2 separate regions of the Homo sapiens genome follow, and region 1 is linked to region 2. The links are chromatin loops, found by intact Hi-C in ENCODE. Cell type or tissue: heart right ventricle. All regions are shown on one strand. Each heading gives the region's core, and the rest is flanking DNA. Links, peaks and the distances in the headings are about the cores only. Region 1 overlaps SCAPER (S-phase cyclin A associated protein in the ER). Region 2 overlaps SCAPER (S-phase cyclin A associated protein in the ER).

What was found. A loop is a pair of places that touch in the nucleus more often than their neighbours do. Peaks named below come from ENCODE experiments on the same cell type or tissue, not always from the same donor. Only the 100,000 strongest peaks of a DNase experiment are listed, where the experiment ranks them.
Region 1: it touches region 2 in a loop (1.8-fold over the local background); 1 of 110 quality-filtered maps calls a loop at or near these places.

The regions. Positions count from the first base shown.
Region 1 is chr15:76,632,393-76,637,774 of GRCh38, reverse strand. All of the region lies in intron 21 of SCAPER (S-phase cyclin A associated protein in the ER), which reads left to right. Among named protein-coding and RNA genes, the nearest start is that of MIR3713, 48 kb to the right of the region's middle. In heart right ventricle, for the core only: no CTCF peak of the experiment used is centred there; no DNase peak of the experiment used is centred there.
Region 2 is chr15:76,679,451-76,684,832 of GRCh38, reverse strand. The region is part of intron 20 of SCAPER (S-phase cyclin A associated protein in the ER); the gene reads left to right. Among named protein-coding and RNA genes, the nearest start is that of MIR3713, 95 kb to the right of the region's middle. In heart right ventricle, for the core only: no CTCF peak of the experiment used is centred there; a DNase peak (open chromatin) is centred at 2,719.

The DNA.
Region 1 (5,382 bases), core at 284-5,283, 47 kb after region 2:
CACACACACACACACACACACACACACACACATATATATATATATATATATAATCACATATATATTGTAGAGATAGGGTTTCACTCTGTTAGCCAGGCTGGTATGCAGTGTTGCCATCATAGTTCACTGTAATCTTGAACAACTTGGCTTAAGCAATCCTCCTGCCTCAGCCTCCCAAGAAGCTAGGACTACAGGCACGCACCACCATACCTGGCTAATTAAAAAAAAAATTTTGTGTGTAGAGATGGGGGGGTCTCACTGTTTTGCCCAGGCTGGTCTCAAACTCCTGATCCTCCCTTCTTGGCTGCCCAAAGTGTTACAGGTGGTGAGCCACTGCACCCAGCTGGATGAGTATATTTAAAAAGACGGTAACAAGAATGTAGAGAAATTGGAACCTTTATATTTTGATAGTAGGAATGTAAAGTGGTGCATCTGCTTGGGAAAACAGTTTGGCAGTTCCTCAAAAAGTTAAACATAGGATTTCTATATGATCCAGTAATTCTGCTCTTAGATATATACCCTCAAGAATTGAAGACATATTCAAACAAAAATTTTATAGAGGTAGTAGATTAGTGGTGTGTAGAGATGGGATCAGAAGGAATGGAGTCAGGATTGACTGTAAATGGCTACAGGGTTTTATTCAGGAGGAGAAAAATGTTCTAAAGTTAGGTGGTGGTGGTGGTGGTGGTGGCTGCATAGCCTTATGTATATACTCAAAAACATTATATTATACATTTTAAATGGATGGATTATATAGTGTATGAATTTTATCTCAAAGCTGTTTTTTTTTAAAATAAAATGGCAGGAATAATGCTAAAGTTATCTTTCCTTATAATTATAAAGATTTCTCATGGAAAAAAACAGAAATCCTAAATTATGTCAGTTAAAATGGTATGGTAGGGAACCACCAAAGTTCGTACCTCCACAATATAGTTAATTGGCAAAAACTGTGAGAACCAATTTTTTTGGAACTCTGGAAAGTAATCAAAAGGCCACTGAAATCAAGAAAATGCTTAATCAAGTAAATTTAACTGAATATCAGTAGGAGAGTTTTGTGGCATTTTAACTTATCTTGGTCTCATACCTTACTCTCCACCTCAACAGCAGCCTTGAAGACAACAGCCTGTATTCCTGGTACAGATATCTACTTTTAGAGGCAACATAACAGACCATATTCTCAAAGAATTGTAATTGTCTGTTTTGCCCTGTCTGATGGCTCCCTGAAGGACTGGGTCAGGTGATTTGTTTTTATTTTTACCTAACTCAGAATTCTCCTAGGGCTGAGGAGGCCACCTGAGAGATTTTTTTTTTTTTTTAATTTAAAGGTAAATGTACTTAGTCACTATTTCCCAGGGAAAGGGAGAACAGTTGGGGTCAACAGTAGACTAACCAAAAAGCTTAGAGAGAAAGGCCAGAAATAGAGATCTCTAGGGAATAAGGGCTTTGTGAAAGCAAAAGAGAAGTAAAGCTTCACATATAAGGGATCCTTAGTATGGTTAACTGCTGATTTCTCACTGGAGATGATGGAGGCCACTTGGCAATGAGATGACACACTCAGTGTGCTGAAAGAATTTTTTTCAGCCCTGTTAACCAAGAATTCTATATTTGGCAAAGCTTTCCTTCACAAAAGAAGGAGAAATTACTACATTCCCTGATAAACAGTAACTGAATTGTTTGTCACTAGTAGACCTGCCCTAACTCATTTTACAAAATCAGCATAACACTGCTACTAATGCCACATAAAGACAACACAAGAAATAAAATCTTCAGACCAATGTCCCTTATGAATATAGGTGCAGTATTCCTCAAGAAAATATTTTAGGAATGCAGCAGCATATTTAAAGATTATATATCATCACCAAATGGGATTTATTCCAAGAATTCAGGGGTAGTTGACATAGAAAAAAGTCACACAATATAATATACCATATTAATAGAATGAAGGGGAACATAAACCATGATCAACTCAGTTCATGCAGAAAAAGTATTTAACAAAATCCGACCTTTTGTGATAAACACACCCAACAAACTAGGACTAGAAGGCAACTTTCTTAATCTGGTAAAGGATAATTAGGAAAATCTCACAGCTGACAGCCATACTCAGTGGCAAAAGAATGAAAGCTTTCCCCCTAAGATCAGGAAGAAGACATGAAAGTCCACTCTTGCCACTTCTCGCCTTGTTGTAATAGAATTTCTAGTGGCACATAGGCAAGAAAAACTAGTAAGAAGTATCCAAATTGGCAAGGAAGATATGAAACTATTTCTATTTTAAGATGACGTCTTAAAACAGCACGTCCTCAAATAATGTTGTTTCATTATAACATTCATGAGGAAAAAAAAATCAATTCCTGGCCAGGGCCACTGTCTATGTTGAATTTCCACATTCTCCCTGTGTCTGCATGGGTTTTTTCCCTGTACTCTGGTTTCCTCCCACATCTCAAAGATGTGCACATTAGGTTAATTGGCATGTCTAAATTATACCAGTATGAGTGAATGTAGATATGTATTTGAGTGCACCCCATGATGAAGTGATGTCCTGTCTAGGATTGGTTATGGCTTGTACCCTGAGCTGCTGGGATAGGTTCTGGCCTATAGACTTTGATAGGCTCCAGAGACCCTGAACTGGAATAATTGGGTAAATAATTACCTTGTTTTCATTAATTTTTCTTAAATGTATATAGAGCTCAGATTTATTTCAGTGTTTAATATTAGAAACGTTTCAGTCTTTATTTAGAAGTTTGGTGATGATTTTGTGACCAGAAACATACCATAGCAACCTTATTCTTGTTAATATTAATTAGCCTATGTTAAAATTAGTTTTGCTATACCTTGTTAAAATTGCAGTTTCAAGAACCTATCTACTACATTGAGGACTTACTGTACTTACAGTATCATAAATAATACACACACACACACACACACAAATACCCACACCCAATTTTACTGTGCTAATAAAGGAATTTGGCAAAGTTTCAAGAAACAAGATCAACATACAAAAATAGGTCATATTTCTATATACAAACAATGAGCAATCCAAAAATGAAATTAAGAAAGCAATTACATTTGGCAATGGCATCTAAAAGAATAAAGTAATTAATAATACATTTAACCAGAGTGGTGTAAGACTTGTATGTTGGAAACTACAAACGTTATTAAGAGAATTTAAAGAAGACCTGAAAAATTGAAAGACATTCTGTGTTTCATGCTTTAGAAGACTTAATATTTTTGAGATGGTGATACTCCCAAAATTGGTATACAGCTTCAGTGTAATCCCTGTCAAAATTCCAATAGCCTCTTTTGTAGAAATGAACAAGCTAATGCTAAAATTTATATAGAAGGGGGCAGCCAAGATGGCTGAATAGAAACAGCTCCACTCTGCAGCTCCCACCAAGAAGGATGAAAATGGCAAGAATTCTGCATCTTCAATTGAAGTACCAAGATTCTCTCATTGGGACTGACGAGGCAGTTGGCATGACCCATGGAGAGTGGGGAAAAGCAGGGTGGAGTGAGGGTCTACCTGGGAGCTGCATAGGGCAAAGGGAGCTCCCTCCCCCAGGCAAGGGAGGCAGTGAGGGACTATGCTACTCCTCCCTGAAAACCATGCTTTTCCCACAGATCCTTGTAACCTGTGGATAAGGAGGTCCCCTCATGAGCCCACGCCACCAGGGCCTTGGGTGCCAAGCACAGAGCTGTGCAGAATCATGGCAGCTGCTCAGGTGGGCGGCTGCTCGAGTAGGCACTGAGACACGGGAGTTTTTGCATACTGTGGCTCTGGGAACTCAAGTGAGGCAGGAGATCCATCCACTCCATGGGAAGGGGGCTGAAGCCAGGGACCAAAGTGGCCGCCCTCAGTGGGCCCCAACTCCCTATAAGCTAAAATGACTGGCTTGGAATACCCACCAGTTCAGCAGGCTGGAGACTGCCCTAAAGACCAAGTTCCGGGCGGAGAGGGGTGACCACCATCACTGTGGCTCCAGTCAGCTGTTTTCCCCTGCTGCAGGTGCCAGTAAGACTGGGCATTTTGGACAGGGAGCAATTCCCCACAGTGCAGCACAGTGGCTGGGATAGTTTGTGGCCAGACTGCTTCTTTAAGCAGGACCCCAATCCACTCCTCCTCACCAGGCAAGGCCTCCCTGTGGGAATTGCAGCATCCCCAGCCAGGTGTTTATGGACAGAACTCTGATATCCCTGAGAGGAGCCCCTAGGAGGAGGGGTGCCTGCAGTATGGTGGATCAGCAGTCTTAATGTTTTCTGCCTGCTGGCTCTGGTGAGTCAGGGCAGCCCGGATGAGGGGGATTCCCCCTAATGTAGCACACCTGCTCTGCCAAGGGGCAGCCAGACTGCTTATTTAAGCAAGACCCTGATCCCGTTCCTCCTGACTGAGTGAGATGTCCCAATAGAGTTCGCCAGACACCTCATACAGGAGTGTTCCAGCTGGCATCAGGTTGGTGCCCCTCTGGGTCAGAGCTCCCAGAGGAAGGAGCAGGCTGCCATCTTTGTTGTTCGGCAGCGTCCACTGGTGATAATTCCAGGAGTGGGAAGGACCCAGGGAAATAGCGTCTGGAGTAGATCCCCAGCAAATGGCAGCAGCCCTACAGAAGAGGGACCTGACTGTGAAAAGACAAATAGAAAGCAAGAGCAACAACAACATCAATGAAAAAGACCCCACAAAAACCCCATTTAAAGGTCAGCAGCAGGCTGGGCACGGTGGCTTACACCTATAATCCCAGCCAGCACTTTGGGAGGCCGAGGCAGGCGGATCACCTGCGGTCAGGAGTTCGAGACCAGCCTGGCCAATATGGTGAAACCCTGTCTCTATTAAAAATACAAAATTGAGCCGGGTGTGGTGGTGCATGCCTGTAATCCCAGCTAACCAGGAGGCTGAGGCAGGAGAATTGCTGGAACCTGGGAGGTGTGGAGGCTGCAGTGAGCTGAGATTGTGCCACTGCACTCCAGCCTGGGTGACAGAGCAAGATTCCGTCTCAAAAAAAAAAAAAAAAAAAAAAGTCAGCAGCCTCAGAGATCAAAGGAAATAAATCCATGAAGATGAGAAAGAATCAATGCAAAAATGCTGAAAACTCAGAAAGCCAGAGTGCCTCTTCTCCTCCAAATGATCACAACACGTCTCCAGCAAGGGCACAGAACTGGGCTGAAGCTGAGACGGATGAATTGACAGAAGTAGGCTTCAGAAGATGGGTAATAATGAACTTTGCTGAGCTAAAGGAGTATGTTCTGACTCATTGCAAAGAAGCTAAGAATCATGATAAAACATTACAGGAGCTGGCTGGGTGTAGTGGCTCATGCCTGTAATCCCAGCACTTTGGGAGACCGAGGTGGGTGGATCACAAAGTCAGGAGATTGAGACCATCCTGGCTGACACTG
Region 2 (5,382 bases), core at 260-5,259:
TGAAAGAAATTCCTTGAAAATTCATCTGGTCCTGGTCCTTTCTTGGTTGGAAGATTCTTAAACAACCTTTAGTATTATTAATAATTACTAATGTATTTAAATATTTCCCTTTTAGTCTCTTCTGCAAAGTTAAGAGTTTTCTAGAAATTTATTTTTATACTGTTTTAAACATATTTTCATGTAGTTATTGATAGCATTCTTGTATCTTTTAAGTCTCTACCTCATTTGTAGTTATAGCCCTTTCTTAGTCATAATACTGTTTGAGTATCCTTTTATTTTTAGTCTTCCCTAAGGTTTTTTTTATTTTTAATATCTTAAAATTTATTTAATTTTTAAATTTTCAATTACTATGGGTATGTAATAGTTGAATATAATTGTGGTGTACATGTGATGTTTTGATACAGGCATACAATGTGTAATGACCAAATCAGAGTAATTGGGGTATCCATCACCTCCAGCAGTAGATTTTTCTCTATCCCTTTACATTGAGCATATGGGTGTCATTGCATGTGAGATGGGTGTCTTGAAGATAGCATGTAATTGGGTCTTGCTTTTTTATCCAGCTTGCCACTCTGTGCCTTTTAATTGGGACATTTATACCATTCAGAGTTAATATTCGTATGTGTAGATTTGATCCTGTCATCATGGTGTTAGTTGGTTATTATGCAGACTTGATTGCCTGGCTGCTTTATAGTGTCGGTGGTCTATATAGTTAAGTGTGTTTTTGTGGAGGCTGGTAGCCATCTTTCCTATTCATATTTATCACTCCCTTAAGGACCTCTTATAAGGCAGGTCTGTGGTAATGAATTCCCTTAGCATTTGTTTGTCTGAAAAGGGTCTTATTTTTCCTTTGCTTTTGAAGCTTAGTTGGGCTGCATGTGAAATTCTTTTTAATTTTTAGAAACGTGGTCTTGCTCCATTACAAGGCTGAACTCCAACTCTTGGCCTCAGTCAGTCCTCCTGCCTCAGCCTCCCGAGTTGCTAGGATTATAGGTGTGAGCCACCCCGCCCAACTCTGCAATATGAAATTCTTGGTTGGAATTTCTTTTTCTTTAAGAATGCTGAATGTAGACCCCCCCACCCCCTACAGTGTCTTCTGTCTTGTAAGGTTTCTGCTAAACAGTTTGCTGTTAGCTTGATAGGGGTTCCTTTTGTAAGTGATCTGTGCCTTCTTTCTAGCTACCTTTAACATTTTTTTTTCTTTCATTTCGACCTTGGGAAACCTGATGACTCTGTGTTTTGGGGATGGCCATCTTGTATAGTATTGTGCAGGGTTCTCTGTGTTTTCTGAAGTTGAATTATGGCCTTTCTAGCATGGTCAGGGAAATTTTCATGGATGATAACCCTCAGATATATTTTCCATATTTGCATGCTTTTTCTCCTTGTCTTTCAGGGATGCCATGGCATCATTGATTTGGTCTTGTTACATAATCCCATATTTCTCAGAGGTTTTGGTCATTTTTCTTTATTCTTTTTTCTTTATTTTGTTTGACTGAGTTAATTCGGAGAACCAGTCTTTGTGACCTGAGATTCTTTCCTCAGCTTGGTCAATTCTGCTGTTAATATTTGTGATTGTGTTATGAGATTCTCGAAGTGAGTTTTTCAGCTCTATCAGATCAATTTTTTTTTTCATAAAATGAGTGTTTCATTTTTTAACTCCTGCATTGTTTCATCGTATTTCTTAGATACTTGGGTTGGGTTTTGACTGCCTCCTGAATCTCCACAATGGATGTTCCTATCCATATTCTGAATTCTATGTCTGTCATTTCAGCCATTTCAGCCTGGTTAAGAACCATTCCCGGGGAACTAATATGGTACTTTTGAGGTAAGAAGACATTCTGGCTTTTTGAGTTGCCACAGATCTTATTCTTTCTCATGTATGTGGGCTGATGTTCCTTCAGTTTTTGAAGTTGCTGTGCTTTGGATGGGGTCGTTTTGTTTTTAATCTTATTTGGTGCCCTTGGGGTTTCATTGTGTTATAAGGTGGGCTCAGTTGGCTGACTTCATTTTTGGAAAATTTTAGGGGGCCAGAGCTCAACTAAGTACTCCTAGGCTGTGTGCTGTAACTCTGGGGGGCTAGTATCCAGCCCTCTGCTTTGTTTTCTGGCCCCTTGAGGTTAGGAACCTGCTTTCCTGGAGGGGCTGAAGTATTTCTGGTCTACTGACCACAACACTCTAATGGGTGGTACCAGCTAAAGTGCTTTTTCGAGGTGGTGCCTTGGGATCTATGCTCACTTGTATGTGTCAGCAAATGCCGCACTGTTTTGGGGTATACTCATGTTGGCTATGGTGGCGTAGCAGTGGGAGCTGGACTGTGGCCTTCCTGCTTGTGCTTGTGCCAGCAGGGGTGGGGCAGGATTTCCAGCATTTGTGTTTGCACTCGCGCTTGCAGTGGCAGGGTGTTGATGGGCATGGGGCCGCCAATGTCTGTGTGCACATTCAAACTGGCAATGATGGCACAGCTGGGTACCTCCCTTTCAGCTGGGGGCATCATTGGGGTGTGCTTGTGCCAGCAGCAGTGGCACAGCAGTCTGCATGCTCACACGTACACTGTGGGGTGGGGGGGGGAAGGGAGGTGAGCTCTGTCCATGTGAGTGCACTGTCACAGATGTGGGTATGTGGCCATGGGCTTCTGCATGCTGGCAAAGTGCCTGGGGAAGGTTGTCGGTAGGCTGGTACATTTCCACAGGGCCCAGTCTAACGGAGCTCTCTGATGGTCAGATGAAGTGTCTTGACAAAGAACATATGAAGAGCCCCAGCGGCACCCTGGTTGGGCATCTGAGGCAGAGCTCCAAGTGGTGCAGTCATGCTGGGGCTGCAGGAGAGGCTAGCATACAGGGCGGTGCCCAGATGGGACTGCCTGTGTCTCATGGGCAAGACCACTTTGCCCTGTCCAGGTCTGACAATCACTCTAAGGCTAAAATCTCCTAGAGGAGCATGGTGAGCCTTGGGGGATGGTCAGTCATTGCCAGGCTCTACTGCAGACGTTCCCACACCAAATCCTCTAGGCTTCAACAGGCTGGAGTCTTGCCCCTACCGCCCCTCTAAGCAGCTCTCCCTGTTAGCATAAGTGTCTGTGGTAGTTGTGATGTCTTCTGCTGCTAGGATTCCAGGGATCTGTGGAGAGAAGAGGCCACTCCTTGCCTCCTCAACTCATCTCTTCCCCAGAATTTTTGGGTGCCAAGAACCAGTCCTGGTTCTCAGTATCCCCATGCCGTGTTTCCAGCTTCCTCCCTCTTCATCCCAGCATCTGCATTCTGCTTCTGTTCACTCTCGCTGCTTCCCCCTGACAGTCTACTCAGAGTATGCCAGTCACCTCCATGTCCCAATCACTGGGTGATAGATGTTCCTCCTGGCTGCATCCAGTTGGCCATCTTGGCCACTACACTGTTTTGTATCCCCTTTGGTCTTAGATGGGTCTCTTACAGATAGCTTGTGCCTGGATTTTCTTCTGTTAAACTAGTCTTATAGTATTTATCTTTTAGTTGAGGATTTGTTTTTAAGTGGACACAGTATTTAATAGTATTGTAATATGCATAATTATTTTATTTTACAATGTTTCTTACTGTAGGAAATTTGAAAATTGGGTAAGTTCTCCTTTTGTTTATAGGGTTAGGAATAGATTTTTCTTAGAAATGTGTATTACAGTAGAGAGCTTTGAGGTATAACTATCATACATTTCTTACCCTGATTTTTAAGTGTACAATTTAATTAATTTTGGCATATACATAACACCATGGAACCATCACCATGATCAAGATAGTGAACAAATTTATCACCTCAAAACTTTCCTCATCTACTATATCCTTGCTGATTTTTCTCTTGTCTCACCAGTTTTTGAGAGAGGATATTGAAATCTCTGATTTTAATTGTGTGTTTGTCTTCATGTAGTCTTCAATTGTATTATTAGCTATATAAATGTGTCTTAGTATGTTTTTGTGTTGCTTCAGAAGAACACCTGAGGCTGGTTAATTTATAAAGAAAAGACATCTCTTTAGCTGACAGTTCTGCTAGCTGGAAGGTTTAAGATTGAGCACATAGTGAGGTCCTCAGGGTGCTTCCACTCATGTCAGAAAGTGAAGAGGAGCTGGTGCATGCAGAGATCACATGGTGAGAGAGGAAGCAAGAGAGTGAAGAGGGAGGTTCTAGGCTCTTTTTAACCAGCAGCTCTCATGGGAACTAATAGAGGAAGGACTCACCGCTCCACCAAGGAAGGGCCTTTATCTAATCATAAGGCATCCACCCCCATCACCCAATAACTTCCCAGTATGCCCCACCTCCAACATTAGGGATCAAATTTTAATATGAAATTTGGAGTGGACAAGCATCCAAGGTATAGCAAATGCTAAGGATTGTTAGGTTTTCTTAATTGGCCCCTGTATTATTATTATTATTATTATTATTATTATTATTATTATTATCATCATCATCATCATGAAATGACCTACTTTGTCCCTGTGCATATTCTTTGCTCTGAAATTTACCTGGTTTAATATTAATATAGCCATTTCAGCTTTCTTTTCTGTTGTGTTAGGATGGTATATCATTTTCTGTCATTCTACTTTTAACCTATGTATTGTATATTTGCATGCATTTTTTTGGTCAGTATTTAGAAGTTAACAGCACTGTGATGAAGCTGCTGACACCCTCAAGCCCTTGTCACCTATGGCTGTGGAAGCTACTCGAAACTAAGGACTTCTGGCTCTGAGCATTATCTTCCCTTTGATCTTGGTTTGAAAGATTGATGTTATTTGTGATATATGGTATTACTGTTACTCTATTACTAAAATATTTTCTAAGGATGAAGCCTGTTACTAGTCAAGTTGCTGTATTTGAAATCTGAGAATTCTGAGAAAACACCTTTCATTACAAGGCATGGTTCAGTACAACTGAATCATTCCTTGTTGCAATATTGAGCTCAGACGTTTCTTATTCTTCACAGCATGATAAATTAATAACCTTTTTGAACTGTGGGCTTTCCTTTGAGTTGTCTGTTAAACCTCAGATTAGATCAGAAAGGAACATCAGAATCTGCAAAAGAAGGGTTTACCTCATTCATCATTGCCACCTACCAGAAAACTGATGGAGTATTTGTAATTGTCACTGAGTGGTGAGGGGACAGATGGTGAACTGTCATCCTTATCAGTGGATGGCTTTTCTCTTTTGCATGGTGTCTGTTTCACAGTATTTCATTAGCTTTATTTTTCTCATCTGTCACTTTAAACAATATAATAAATAAATTGTAACTGATAAAAATATAAGTATATCCTACATCTGTGGAAAGGGACCTTAGCAGAGTTGAATCTTTTGTATAATTAAAATGACATATTTATTTTCAGAAGTTGTCATTGCCATATATGTTTAAAGTGATGTAGTCACAAA